Linked DNA regions of Homo sapiens: region 2 is linked to region 1. Evidence: chromatin loops called from intact Hi-C (ENCODE). Cell type or tissue: Caco-2. All regions are shown on one strand.

Evidence for each region. Peaks named below come from ENCODE experiments on the same cell type or tissue, not always from the same donor. Only the 100,000 strongest peaks of a DNase experiment are listed, where the experiment ranks them.
Region 2: it touches region 1 in a loop (7-fold over the local background); 19 of 110 quality-filtered maps call a loop at or near these places.

What each region holds. Positions count from the first base shown.
Region 1 is chr2:53,207,806-53,215,805 of GRCh38, reverse strand. LOC105369165 (a long non-coding RNA gene) reads left to right here and starts at 6,839. Exons shown (of 7, transcript NR_187748.1): 1 at 6,839-6,886. In Caco-2, no CTCF peak of the experiment used is centred here; no DNase peak of the experiment used is centred here.
Region 2 is chr2:52,807,225-52,815,224 of GRCh38, reverse strand. LOC105369165 (a long non-coding RNA gene) reads left to right here. Exons shown (of 7, transcript NR_187748.1): 4 at 4,668-4,748. Among named protein-coding and RNA genes, the nearest start is that of MIR4431, 110 kb to the right of the region's middle. In Caco-2, CTCF peaks have their summits at 4,398 and 4,600 (motif pointing left); no DNase peak of the experiment used is centred here.

The DNA.
Region 1 (8,000 bases):
AGAAGAGACTGGGGGCCAATATTCAACATTCTTAAAGAAAAGAATTTTCAACCCAGTATTTCATATCCAGCCAAACTAAGCTTCATAAGTGAAGGAGAAATAAAATCCTTTCCAGACAAGCAAATGCTGAGGGATGTCATCACCACCAGGCCTGCCTTGCAAGAGCTACTGCAAGAAGCACTAAATATGGAAAGGAAAAACTGGTACCAGCCACTGCAAAAAACAGACTGGAATATAAAGACCAGTGACACTGTGAAGAAACTTCATCAACTAACATGCAAAATAACCAGCTAGCATCATGATGAGAGGATCAAATTCACACATAACAATATTAACCTTAAATGTAAATAGGCTAAATGCCCCAATTAAAAGACACAGACTGGCAAATCGGATAGAGTCAAGACCCACTGGTGTGCTGTATTCAAGAGACCCATCTCACGTGCAAAGATATAGGCTCAAAGGGATGGAAGAAAATTTACCAAGAAAATGGAAAGCAAAAAAAAGCAGGGGTTGCAATCCTAGTCTCTGATAAAACAGACTTTAAACCAACAAAGATAAAAAAAGACAAAGAAGAGCGTTACACAATGGTAAAGGGATCGATTCAACAAGAACTAACTATCCTAAATAGATATGCACCCAATACAGGAGCACTCAGATTCATAAAACAAGTTCTTAGAGACCTACAAAGAGACTTAGACTCCCACACAATAGTAGTGGGACTCCCACACAGTAGTAGTGGGAGACTTTAATACCCCATTGTCAATATTAGACAGATCAATGAGAGAGAAAATTAACAAGGATATTCAGAACTTGAACTCAGCTCTGGATCAAGTATACCTAATAGATACCTACAAAACTCCCCACCCCAAAACACAAAATATATATTCTTCTCAGTGCCACATGGCACTTATTCTAAAATTGACCACATAATTGGAAGTAAAACACTCTTCATCAAATACAAAAGAACGGAAATCATAACAAACAGTCTCTCAGATCACAGTGCAATCAAATTAGAACTCAGGATTAAGAAGCTCAGTCAAAACCACACAACTACGTGGAAAATTGAACAATCTGCTCCTAAATGACTTCTGGGTAAATAATGAAATTAAGGCAGAAATCAAGAAGTTCTTTCAAACCAATGAGAACAAAGACACAATGTACCAGAATCTCTGGGATGCAGCTAAAGCAGTGTTAAGAGGGAAGTATATAGCACTGATGCCCACATCAGAAAGCTAGAAAGATCTAAAATTGACACCCTAACATCACAATTAAAAGAACGAGAGAAGCAAGAGCAAACAAATCTGAAAGCTAGCAGAATACAAGAAATAACTAAGATCAGAGCAGAGCTGAAGGAGATAGAGACACAAAACCTCTTCAAAAAATCAGTGAATCCAGGAGCTGTTTGTTTGAAAAAATTAACAAAATAGACCACTAGCTAAGAAGAAAAGAGAGAAGAATCAAATAGACACAATAAAAAATGATAAAGTGGACACTTCTCAAAAGAAGACATTTATGTAGTCAACAAACATGAGAAAAATCTCAACATCACTGATCATTAGAGAAATGCAAATCAAAACCACAATGAGATACCGTCTCACACCAGTCAGAATGGTGATTATCAAAAAGTCAAGAAACAATAGATGCTGGTGAGACTGTGGAGAAATAGGAACACATTAACACTGTTGGTGGGAATGTAAATTAGTTCAACCATTGTGGAAGACAGTGTGGCGATTCCTCAGGGGTCTAGAACCAGAAATACCATTTGATCCAGCAATCCCATTACTGGGTATATACCCAAAGGAATATAAATCATTCTACTATAAAGATACATGCACACGTATGTTTATTGTAGCACTATTTACAATGGCAAAGACATGGAACCAACCCAAATTCCCATCAATGATAGACTGGGTAAAGAAAATGTGGTACAGATATGCCATGGAATACTATGCAGCCATGAAAAGGAATGAGATCATGTCCTTTGCAGGGACATGGACGAAACTGGATGCCATCATCCTCAGTGAACTAACACAGGAACAGAAAACCATACACCATGTGTTCTCACTCATAAGTGTGAGTTGAACAATGAGAATACATGGACACAGGGAGGGGAACAACAGACCCTGTGGCCTCTTGGGGGGTGCAAGGGGAAGGAGTGCATCAGGACAAATAGGTAATGCATGCGGGGCTTAAAACCTAGGTGACAGGTTGATAGGTACAGCAAACCAACATGGCACACACATACCTATATAGCAAACTTGCATGTTGTGCTCGTGCACCACAGAACTTCAAGTAAAATAAAAATTTTAAAATTGTTTGCCACCATTGAAAATGACTATTAAGTCAACTTACCCTAAAAATTGGCAGTCGAAGAGAAAGAATTATACATGTAGTCTGCTTGTTAGTGGGAAAAATAGTTCTGGCAAACCAAATAGCCCAATTCATGAGGGAAAGTTTTCTCTACATATGAATGTTAGCTAATAAATACAGAGGAATGGTAGAATTTTAAAAATACACACAAATAAAATCTAATTATTTATATGTATTTGTGCCTGTGTATATTTCCTATTGTTAGAAAAATATAGGAAATATATAAATATATATAAAATTTCCTTTATATTCCTACATATAGGAAATTCATATATGTATAGTAAATATATATAATTCCTTCATATATAATCCTTTCGTATATAGTTACTGCAAGAAAGAAGTCTTTTATTTAACAGTCATTTAAGGACTTAATATGTGTGTTTCATAAATGCTGAATGTTTAATATTTGTATTATTTTTTCAAGCTAGATCATTTTAAGTAAGAGTTATGAATGCCATTAAATCATAATTCAGAACTGGAAGGACCCAAAGAAGTCATTTGGTTGACTCCCTTCTCTGTGTGCCATCTCATTTTATAAATAGGAATCACTTCATACACATTTATAACATGAATGCTTTTTGGCCCATCAGTAGCTAAGGAAGGAAAAATTCACAAACATCTAAAAAGCTAAACAATTATTCTAATATATGAAAGTTCAGCTTATGTTGCAAAATATCTGGCACTTCTTTCAGTTATTTGTTTTTAAGCTTCAGAAAATTAAGACACACAGATGGCCAATATGGATCATTATGAATTTTGTCTTTTTCTTTCTTTCTTTTTTTTTCTGAATTGATGTTTCCTCTAGGTTAATGTCAGACTTGCTCTGAGTAGCTGAGGCAGTAGTTCGGAGACCAGGGCATAAAAGTGCCCTCTCCACTCAATAACCAGCAAACTAATTTGATGTTTCTATTGACTTGAATCTTTCTGCTTTCTATCTTGAACCTATGAGCGTGTGACCTCTTCTGCAGAGATCTGTGGCTTCTGGGCATTTTGTAAAGTGCCGAAATTGCCTAGAAAACTACTCTCTGTGCTTTGCAAAATAATGGAAAGAGTATTTCCTATCTGCTTCTTGCAGCAATCCCCCAATAATAAATTCAAAATGTGTTTTAATTTTATTTCAGTTTAGTTTTGGAGAACCATCTTCAGGTATTTAGGTTTTTAACTATTATTCCTTATCTGTCATTAAAAAAAATTCACTTTTTTCTCCGCTGTAATTTCTTTCCCACTCTACTTCCTAACAAACAGCTCCTTATTTTCCTGTATTACTCTATTTTTTTTTAAACAAAATGGAAATACAAAAGATAATATTTGGCCAGCATCTCAATCTTGAAACTCTATCCATTTCCTAATGTGTTTAGCAACCAGGCAATTAAGAAACAGGCCTTGTCTTTAATCATCTCAGAAAATTAGAGAGATTTTTCTCATGGTTAAATTGCATTTCTGAAAACAATTGAGACAGCTTTTTTGGTAATTTTGCAAAACTTGTTTTTCCTTGAGCTTTTGTGTATACATTAATCATTTAATAATTAAAAAATTTCAATTTTCCCTTTTTCCTTCTCTTTTCTTAACCTTTATTGTCCTTTTGAAATGTTGTCAGGGCTAACATGAGCTCTTTTGGTGTATAGCCAAGTATACTTCTGTTTTAGCTATTTAAATAACAACACATGCTTCTAAGTTTCTGGAGTAATTTAGTAGTTTTTTCCTTGATTCTCACAGCAGCAGGCTTTACCTGGAAGCCTTGAACCACTTTCTGGTTATATTTATTTCCCCAGGTCCTGGGTCTTTACAGACAGCAAGAAGTCTAAAATGGCTTAGAGAAGTAATAACCTTTGTCCTGGGATTTGCACACATGTTTGCAAGGACATTTATTTCTGATTCCCTGACTGACCTCTGAGACCTCAGAACTTACCAATTTGAATCAATTGGCTCTGTTGGATGTCTTACCTAACTGAACTCCCTGCCCAAACCCCTTCTGCTACCCCTATCCTTGTACTTCCTATGTTTGTTTTTGCTAAGCCAGCACAGTATGTTCATTTCTGTATCCTCTAACATAAGATCTCACCTAGACTGGGGACTTGGTAAATGTTCCTGAATGATAGCATTGGCTGCAGAACACAGTGAGTTGCTATTGAGGTGAGTTGGAAAGGCTAGGTTGTTGAGATTTTGTAAAGAATCCTAATGTGAGAAGCCAAAAAGGGTGAAGTGGGTACCCGTGATATTTTCCTGTATGTTTCGTCTCTTCTTCCTCTTCTGTATTTACTTACATTGAGCTTAAGTGAGTGTTGGTCAGTGTAGGACTGGAAATAGATCATTCCTCTGAATCACACTCTTATTGACTATCCAATCTTTCCAGTTTCTATCCTTTATTCTCCTTTCTCAATGATATGAATCCTAAATGTGGAGGAGACTCTTATTCCCCTCACTTTAAAGATCTAGGAAAATATCTACTGATCCTGGGATAGAAGGAGAAATTTGGGTTATGAGAAGTACAAAGCACAATGAAGACGTATGAAATATTCAAATAAATCTAAGCTGCTTTGGTGGGATAAAATGATTTAGTGGGATCAAGAGATAATAAACATAGGTTGTGCCTTCAGTCAGCAGGACTGATAGGGAAGCAATGAGAGAGGTAAGGGAAATGAGCTGTAGATTGAGATGCCTCAGTACACTCAGTTCCTGACTACCAGCATCTGCTCCGTTGTAAGAGTGCCTTTGGGAAAGCCACAAGGGGGCTTTCTCCAATACTCGAGTCACCAGTTGCCTTAGAAATAAGCTTTTGTTCCTGTTCTGCTATTGTCACAGGCTTCTTTATAAAAACATATATGCACTTTGTTGACTGGTCAGATGATGGACATAACTCTGCCCTTCTGTAACAAATGAGCATCCCTCTGCAAGATTCTTTCAGGAGCCAGGAACTGTCTTTCTCTTTATACTTTCGACTTAAATGCATCATATGAATTCATGTAGCTGCTTTAAGATAGAGACTTGTTTTATTTTTCTTCTTTTCTTTTCTGCACCTTATCTTGTGCTAGCCTTAGTCTGGGAGAATGAAAACCCTAGGGGCATTTGGGAGCTTCTGCAGCCCAGACAGCAGGGCCCTGAAGAGCTCTCTCGTTTCCATGTTTTCATGTCCTTTCAAAATGTCAGTTAGCACCTTTAAAATAAAGTCTGCCATCAAAGACACACACTCTTTTCCTGCCTGTCTGGTGTGCCAAAGATAGACATTACTCTGTCTGCTTCAGTTCTCAGCTTTCTGTCATGTTTGGCAAAAACTTAATTGCCTCTCCTTTCAGAACAACTTTTATTTGTTTTCTTAGACTCAACATCTCCTCTAACGGAGCCCCTTTTTCTTTTTTTTTCTTTCTTTTTTTTTTTTTGCAGCAGGGGAATGTAGACAGCTTTTGTTTCTGCTGCTTCATGATTAGCTTCCCAATGTCCTTTAAAATAAAATTTTGTGCCCAGAAAAGATGCCACAGGACCCAGGCAGTATTCGTTTATTCAAGGGTGACAGTTCACAGAGGGAGCCAGGTTTACTCAGGTTTAACTTGGGGGTGTGTCTCCATTGTAGACAGCAGCATTTCTTTACTGCCATCTAGTACATGATGTCATATGCTACCTTGGCAAATTGAACTAAATATTAATAATAATACTCCCTCTCACTGGGCTTCTTTCATCCCAAACTTACGTTCCTTCTCTTTAGAAGGTTCTTGCCCTGCCTCCGGATGATTTTGTAGTAACCCTTCTAAACCTGGCTCAAATGTCATGTGGAATTAATATTGCTTTCCTCTCTTTTGCCTTAGCACTTCTCACATATATTGAGTATAGTACTGCAGTGTAATAGAGCATGGTAGTATGACTAATTGTACATGTGCCTTACAGCTTAGCATTCCCATTCTCTTCACCCAAGACTCTGAGATGCTTAAGGTTAGGGATGGTGTCTCTGACCTTATTCATTCTCAAATACTGAACATGTATACCAGGGTTTGACATATAGTGGTCACTTAAAAGACATTTATTAAATGAATGAGGAAAGGCGACTGGGATTTTTGCACATAGGTCTCACAGTTCATGCTGCCCTCAAATATTACACTATTAGATGCAAGTATTTACACAGGACCAAAGGTTGAAGGAAAAAGAAAAGTGTTGAGAGAGTAAGGAAAGGGTGACTAGCTGTCTGCTTTGGAGTTCAGTGTAAGGAGTTATATAATATCTTGAGATTCACAAAAAAGAGAATGCTAAGGTTTTACAGCTGAGGACACAGGAGAAAATGTATTTGGAGCGTAACATGATACACCTATGTGAACAAGTAAATATTCTGAGAAGGTAATAAGAGTGCAGGCTTTTCTGGTGAAAGGTTTAGAAGCAGGGGCGAAGACACTGCCACTGGTCTATAAATAGAAAGGAGGTGTGAATGAGAGTGTAGAAAGCCACTCGGGGGAAATAAAAAACATCTGGAGAAGCAGCAACTAGCACTGGGACTATCTGAAGTCTCTGGAAGAAGCTGCAGGAAATCCAGGTGAGAGATGAACTGTGCATAGACCTTGTTGTTAACACTCTCCTGGAAAAAAGAAGAAGATCATTTCTGAGTTGGTGACACGGGCATGTCTCTCTCACCATTATCCGATGACACCGTGTATTTTGTCAGGAGAAGCTTTTTCAGGGGAAAGCAGGTGGCTTGAGTTTTAATTCCTCTTTTCTCACACATTATCTCTATGACCTGGGGGAAGGCACTAACCCCCCCTGGGTCTCAGGTGATTTATCTATAATATGGTAATAATGGCGTTTTATCCGCCTGAAGGTGAAGGATTGTGCTGAATGATTTATTGAGCTCTTTAGCTACTGTAAAATCTATTCTATTTCCCTGGAAACTTTACATTGTGTCAGCTGATGTGGATTTTCTTAAACGTCTATGTTTATTTTATTGTCAAGGTTCATGATAGATAGTTGTCACATAGGCCAGATAGGCCCTGTGACTGTAAGCATGCCCACCTTGGAAAAGACTTTTTGTTTGTAGTATTGAAAATCTGCATTTAAGCCAGATAGGCTTTATATTTTAATAAGAGGGTCAAATGTTAAAAGTAGATTTTTCCGTAAGATCTGAGTTGTATAGGGCTGAATGATACTTGAATATTATGTAGCAATGGAATTGTCAGACAAGTAAAATTTTCTTTAAGAGGTCTTGGCACTGATGAGCTTGTCAAAGAAAGGTCTAGATTTCTGAAGAATTAGAGCTTCTAGAAGGTTAAATAAAACGTTTAAAAAACAACTTTATTTTTTCAGCAGAAAAAAATTCCGTTTAATAAGGTAAATAATCCTTTCCATTTCCATCCTCTGAGCAATGAATAAACACAACCATGCTGTTTAAAAAAATATATATATATTTCTAATTATAAAATAGTGTACATACTTATTGTAAGAAAAATGAAAATAAAAGCCTAAAGAAGAATAATTAATGTCACTCTCCAGCAATAATCGTTGTGAATATTAACATCTCTCTTTCAATATATCTAGCTATATCTATTTTTTTCTCTCTGTCTTGTGTGTGCATGTGTATGGGATCACACACATATATAATATGTCTGCACACACGTATACATATATGAGTATGTGTATCATTTTATAACTTGCTT
Region 2 (8,000 bases), 400 kb after region 1:
CTTGGTTGCTACCTACTGTGTCCCCCTCCATTCTGGTGCTTGTACTTGCCATTGGGGGATGTGTAAGCAGGACTGCCTGGTCCAGACCTGCCCATCTTGCCCCACCCTGGGATGAGCAGAAACCTCAAACCACTGTGTACTCCATGGATAAGCCCATTACTTGATGCAACAGAGAGCTTCGTCCAGTAAGCAAGGATCAAGTATATGACCATCCATATTGGCTATAGCTGTCTCTTACCTATAAGTACCATCTACAGGCCTGTAGATCAAACCACACAGCCCAATATAGAACCTGCCAACAGAATTACACGGGGATATAGAAATAAAGTCAAAAAAACCCTACTCAACAATCTCTACAGTAACATCCCCTAGGGAGTGAGGAAAGTGAAAGAAAAAACAATTCTATCTTCATTAATATATGTACAAAATTAGGAATGCCACCATCTCCAGATGAGAATAAATCAGCACGAGAATCTGGCACCATGAAAAATCTGAATGTTGTGATGCCATCTAAGGATTACACTAGCCCTCCAGCAATGACTCCTAGGAATCAGCAGTGACTCCAGTGACTCCTACTTGAGCATGGTATATAATTCCTTCATATGTTGATGAATTCAGTTCACTTGTCTTTTGCTGTGATTTTTGCAACTATATTCTCAAGTATTGAGTTCCAAAATTGAATAAGTAATATAAATCCAAACAACAGAAAAGGCCCTGGACCAAATGGATTAACAGCTTAATTCTACCAGACATACAAAGAAGAGCTATTATCAGTTCTATTAAAACTTTTCTGAAAAAAAATCGAGGAGGACAAACTCCTTTCTAACTTATTCTATGAAGCCAGCATCACCTTAACACCGAAATTTGGCAAAGACAAACAAAGAAAACTACAGGCCAATATCCTTGATGAACATAGACACGAAAATTCTCAACAAAATATTAGCGAACCAAATCCTGCAACACATCAAAAAGTTCATTCACAACAATCAACTAGGCTTTATTTCTGGGATGCGAAGTTGGTTCAACATATGCAAATCAATAAATGTGATTCACCACACAAACAGAATTAAAAACAGAAACCATATGATCATCTCAATAGACACAGAAAAGGCTTTCAGTGAAATCCATCATCTCTTCATGATAAAAACCCTCAACAAATTAGGCTTCAAAGGAACATACTTCAAAATAATAAGAGCGATCTAGGACAAACCCACAGAAAACATCATACTGAATGGGCAAAAGCTAGAAGCATTCCCCTCAAGGACAGGAACAGGACAAGTATGCCCACTCCCACCAGTCCCGTTCAACACAGTACTGGATATCCTAGCAAGGGAAATCAGTCCAGAGAAAGAAATAAAAGTCATCCAAATAGGACAAAAGGAAGTCAAATTATCTCTCTTCACTAACAATATGACGCTTTACTCAGAAAACCCTAGAAACTCCAACAAAAAGATCCTAGAATTGATAAAAATTTTCCGTAAGTTTTTAAGGTACAAAAACCAATGTACAAAAATCCATAGCATTTCTGTATACCAAAAGGATTCAAGCTGAGAGCCAAAACAAGAATGGAATCACATTTTTAATAGCCATGGAAACAAAAACTAAAATATCTAGGAATACAGTTAACCAAGGAGGTGAAAGATCCTACAAGGAGTACTCTAACAATGCTAAAACAAATCAGATGACACAAACAAATGCAAAACCATTTAATGCTCATTGATTGGAAGAATCAATAACATTGAAATGGACATACTTTCCAAAGTAATCGACAGATTTAATGCTATTCCTATCAAACTACCAGTCTCATTTTTCACAGACTTAGAAAAAACCTTTTTTGAGACTCTGTCTCAAAAAACAAAAGACACAAATAGGTTCAAAATAAATAGAAAAAGACAGACCATACAAATAGCATAAAAAGAGTGCTTGAGATAGCTTCAGTAATATCCGATAAAATAGACTTTAAGACAAAAAATGTTACTAAATACAAAGATGGACATTTTATTACAATGAAAAGATCAACTTAAGAAGATATAAAATTTGTAAACATGTTTTTACCTAACAAAGAGTTCTTAAATATATGACAAAAAACGTAAAATTGAAGGGACAATAGACAATTCAGTAACTATAATTGGAAAATTATATATGCTACTTTCAATAATGGCTCAAACAACTAACTACTGAGAATATCAGCAAGAAATCAGAAGACATAAAAAGCACTGTAAACAAACTATATGTAAAACATATCTACAAATGATATTCTCAAAATGGCCGAATATAGAATTTTCTTGAGTTGCATGTGAAACATTCTCTAGAATAGGCCATCAAAAAAGGTTCAATATATCTATAGTAATTGAAACCATACAAAGTAATTATCTGATCGCGATGGATTAAAACTGAAAATAAGAGGAAAATTTAAAAAGCCACAAATATGTTAAATGTAAACAACATACTCCTAAATAACCAATGAGTCAAATAATAAATCACAGAGGAAAGTGGAAAATATTTTGAGACTTATAGAAGTAAAAGCAACCTATGGAAAACTATAGGATGCACCCAAAGCAGTACTCAAGGGAAATTTATAGCTCTAGACACCCAAAGAGAAGGTTTCAAATTAATAACTAACTTTCATTTTAAGAAATTTGAAATACCAAATTAAATTAAGCCCAAAGCGAACCTAAGGAAAGAAGTAACAAAGATTAGCACATAAATGAATTGAAGAGAAGAGCAAAAGACAATAGAGAAAAATCAATGAAATCAGAAGTTGTTTGCAAACAACCAAATCAAATTTTTAGCAAGATTGACCTAGAAAAATTAGACAATTCGCATTACTAAAATCAGGAATAAAAAAGGGACATTACTATTAGCTCTATAAAAATGAAAAGGATTCTAAAACTGCAAACCGCTGTATGCTAACAAATTAGGTAATGTCGATGAAATGGGCAAATTCTTGGAAAGACACAGACTATCAAAACCGAATGAAGAAGAGAGAGAAAAACTCAACAGGTTTATCAAGAGATTGAATTAGTAATAAGAAACTGCCAACAACATCGAAAACCCAGGACTGGATGATTTCACCAGTGAATCCTACCAAACATTTAAAGATCCAACAGAAAATAAAACTACAGATCAATATAACTTGAGAATATATTTGCAAAAATCACAGCAAAAGACAAATGAACTGAATTCATCGGCATATGAAGGAATTATACACCATGATCAAGTGGGATTTTTCCTAGGAATCCCAGATTTTTTCAACATATACAAATTAATTAATTTGACACATCATATTAAGAGAGAGGAGGGGAAGGGCACATGACCTGGCTAATTGAAAAAATGCATTTGACAAAATACAACACCTCTATTTTTTTTTTAGTTAAAAAAACACTTAACAAACTAGAAATTATAGAAACTTCCTCAACCTTGTCAAAAATGTAGAGAAATTGTAATCCTCATACATGGCGTTATGTATAAATGTAAAATGGCACAGCCATGTGGAAATCAGTTTGGTCTTTCCTTTAAATGTTAAACATTGAGTTACCATATAAGCCAGCAATTATACTTCTAGGTATATAACCAAGAGAATTAAAAATACACATTCACACAAAAACTTGTACCTGAATCTTTGTAGTCTTATTTGTAACAGTCAAATAGCAGACACAACTCAAATGTTCATCAACTGATGATAAAACACTATGTGGTATATTCACAGAATAGAATATTACTCAGCCACACACAAAAAGAAAGTACTACCACATGCTAAAACGTGGATGTACCTTGAAAACTATGCTATGTGAAAGGAGGCACAAAAGGCTACCTATTGTCTGAGTTGACTTATATGAAACCTTCAGAATAGGCATAGAGAAAGAAATCCACAGATAAAAAGTAGATTAATGGTTGCAAGGTGTTGGTAGGTGAAACAATGGGGTGTGGCTGCTTAACATGTGTAGGATTTCTTTTTGGACTGTGAAAGTGTTTTGGAATTAGATGTTTGTCATTGTCGCAAAATCTTGTGAATATACTAAAGAACTATTGAATTGTACCCTTTAAGTTGGTCTTGATGAATGTATGTGATTTATATCTGAATACATATTTTTAAAGTATTATTAATTATGACACGTGATTGGATTTGGTAGTAAGAAAAGAAGAGGGAGAATTCTAAAGAGTAAAGAAGTGGCACATATAGAGTAGGCTTTAGCTCTGGGGTTAGATCTGGTGACCAAGGAAGGAACAGAATGTTAAAGCTCTCCCCCATCCCGGGCTCAGATCCAGACCTGTCTGGAGAGGGAACAACTATGGATAAAGGATGGTAGATAAGTTACTGAGATGTTGTAGCAGGACTTTTGTAAATTCTGCTCTTTGGGACATCAAGGAAAATTGCCTACTGGGAGTTTCGGTTTTTATAACTTGCTGTAAGGCCTCCCAACAGTCTCTCAGAGAAGCGTTCATAGGAATGTGCCTCGTCTCCAAGGGTGTCTGGGAAAGAGCTACTGACTGCTGAGCTCTGAAACAGCCACCTGAACTGCAGGAACTTAGCAAGAGGAACAGCTCAGATCCAAGAAGAGAAACCCTTTCTTTTTGTACTGTTTATCTACTGCCCTCTAATGACAGCACTTAACAACGTGACAGTTGACCAAGGATATTTACAGGGTCCATCTCTGTTATTGCAGATCTGGCAATGAAGAATGGACTTGGAAGTGGTAGACAATACAATTGATAACTGGAAGAACAGATAACAGAACAGCATACAGGTTGACTTTCCTTGGAATATGTGAATCCTTGAGCAAGAACTTCCTTAAAAGGGGGTTTGGGCAGACAGACATTGATGTGACTTACTTTATACAGATTTCATGCAGTCAAAAATGAGAACTCTTTTTAAGGCTTTGAGGAAGCACATTCAGTTTGCTTGTACTTTATTGTGCCATTGTATAAAGTGTCCCGTATTCTCAGGAGTTTGTGGGCTAAATATGCTTTATATTCAGTAGCTAGGTAATTTGGAACATTGGCTTCATTCAAGTAGCTTAAGTCATCAGTTGCCCAGCTATTGTTTTCTTAATATAGTTATTATAAACCAATTCATATGTAATTCATAGAATCAAATGTTTTTGATTCTGCTTCCCTTTATTTCACTTACACCTGTTTAATTAAACAGTCTCATTGTGGTTATCTCCTGGGCCCTGCTTCAGGGAGGATCTTCTACATATGCAGTTTTTTACAGAAACATGGTTGGCATTGTACATTAATTATCTTATGCCTAATAATGAAATTAATGACAGTAAATACCATCTAACATTCCTATGGTGTTCAACGTTTGCCAGCCATTTTCATGTACATTACTCCATTAGTAAGACCAGAATGAAAATATAATTTTAATTGTATTAAAAACTTATTTTGAGTTCCTTTTTTGCCACATATTCATTTTTTAAAGTTGTTCAAATAGTTTATTCAATAATTCTCATTTTTATCAGGTGTGGAATAGTTATAATAATACCTGCCTACATATAATACAAGGATAAATAGGATTCTAAAGTGTTTTACAAATATGGGTTACTATGGTTGTCATTATTCCAATAGAGAATATTTTACAAAGTGAAAATGGAAGTATTTCTATGTAAGTCTGATACGGTTAGACTTGGTGTCCCCACCCAAATTTCATCTTGAATTGTCCCCATAATCCCCACGTGTCAAGGGAGAGACCAGGTGGAGCTAAACTGATATGTCCTCCTCCCAGCAATGAATGAGAGATATCTATCCCCACAGCATCAATAATACTTAATATTATCAAAATTTCCAATTGGTCACAATCTGACGGGTGAAAAAATCTATCTTATCTCTTGTTTGTTTTCCCTGATTACTAATAAGTCTGCCTACATTTTTTTTTTTTTTTTTTTTTTTTTGAGACGGAGTCTTGCTCTGTCTCCCAGGCTGGAGTGCAATGGCGCGATCTCAGCTCACTGCAAGCTCCGCCTCCCGGGTTCACGCCATTCTCCTGCCTCAGCCTCCCAAGTACCTGGGACTACAGGCGCCTGCCACCACACCCGGCTAATTTTTTGTATTTTCAGTAGAGACAGGGTTTCATCACCGCGTTAGCCAGGACGGTCTCGATCTCCTGACCTCATAATCCGCCCGCCTCAGACTCCCAAAGTGCTGGGATTACAGGCGTGAGCCACCGCGCCCGGCCAAGTCTGCCTACTTTTCATGTGTTTCTTCTTCTGTAAATTTCCTGTTGATAATGTTTGTTAATTTTCTATGGGAAAAATTTACTTTTTCCTAAAAACTGCAAGGATTCTTATGTCCTATATTACTACACAAGAAAACTCTGACCATAGTAAGCATTGTAATAAGGAAAATTGTATAAGCAGAAGAAGCTGTAGCCATAGAGTTCCAGTCCAATTATTTTGCTTTTAAATTTGAGGAAATTAAGGCTAAAAGAAGGAAGATGGGTTCCTACATGACACAAGATGAGTTGAGGGTCAGTGTCTGGTATAGAAGCTGGATTTCTGAATGCTTGTCCAGCAAATTGTGCAGAAAATTTTGATTCAGAATTAGGTATAAACTTATTTCTAGATTACATTTAGTAGCCTAATATCAAAGCAATGAAAGGATTGCCACACAAAAATTTTAAATTTGCAAAATTACCTGATTTGGAAGGCAGGGCATGTAAAATATTTCCTGACATTAAAATAAACTACAAAAGAGATAAAGATCAAATGACTTTACAGAGTCTGTTTCTAATGGTTCGAAGTACTTAATCAAGTTCCAACCTGATGTCTTATCCATTTAAATGGCCATTTTTTTTCTATTATTTTAAAAGCAGAGAAAGGTAAATTAAAAGAGACTGTAGGGCTATCTAAATTTTCTCATACTTCATAGAGGTTAAAATAACCCTTAACCTAGAAGGATAAAGCACTGAATTAAAAGTAGTTTATACAAAGGACAAATATTCTCTACAGACCCCAATTTCTTTTGAAAGTTGCCGACTTACCTAAAATTTCTTCCTAGCAGCATTGTTTATCTATACTTTAAAATAACTTTCGGTAGAGAATAGAAAGTTGCTTAATATCCTTATCATTAGCTTGTGCCATAAGTTGCACATTGTTTTTGTCTCTTTTATTAAATTTAAAAGTTAGCTTTAAGTTAAGGTAGTTGTAAAACTAAAAGGCAATCAAGTAAATTAATGCATCCCATGATGCATTCATTCTAATGAATCAAGTTCTAATTGTCAAGTTACTATATAGTTTCCATGCAGAATAAATTAGAGAACATATAGCCATCCTCTTAAATCACTTCAAGGACTCACATAGTGTCTTTAGTAGAGATATTTTGACATTTCAGGACCATTATCAATATTGGATAATGATGACAATGAAAACAATAGTGCTTGTTTTTGAGGGTTATCAATGTGCATAACACTTGTGCATGGCACTGAAAACTTACAACAATCAGTAAACTTCATACTGTCTTTAGTACTGTCCTATAGCTGAGAAAGCCAAAACTTAGAATAGAAAATCAACTTGCTCACGGTTGCACAGCAAATAAAGCTAAAAAATAGAAAAGGATTCTCAGTCACTCCTTTGAATTCTGTAACTTATCTGATTCAGTATTTTTAATATCAAATATCAAAATATTTATTTGGTGTTCCCTACTTCACAGATTTCCTCACTCCTCTCCTTTTCCCCAATCTTCCATGACAAAGACACAGTTAGTGAGAATGCATATTAAACAAGTTAAACCCTTTATATTTAACAAACTAATCTCTTCCATAAAGACATACTATAGAAAATAAATGCCTTACCTGATAGTAAATTGAAACGAAATTTTCAAGTATTGATAAAGAGTCATTAGACTGTCATAAAGATATAGTGCACCCTGATGGGATGTTGGTATAAATTGGTAAGATTATATTGAAAAAAAAAAACTACTGAATGATAATTTCCTTGGTAAAGATTGTTTTTAGCTCTAAATAATGGAAAACACTATGGCTTAAACATATAGGAATTTTT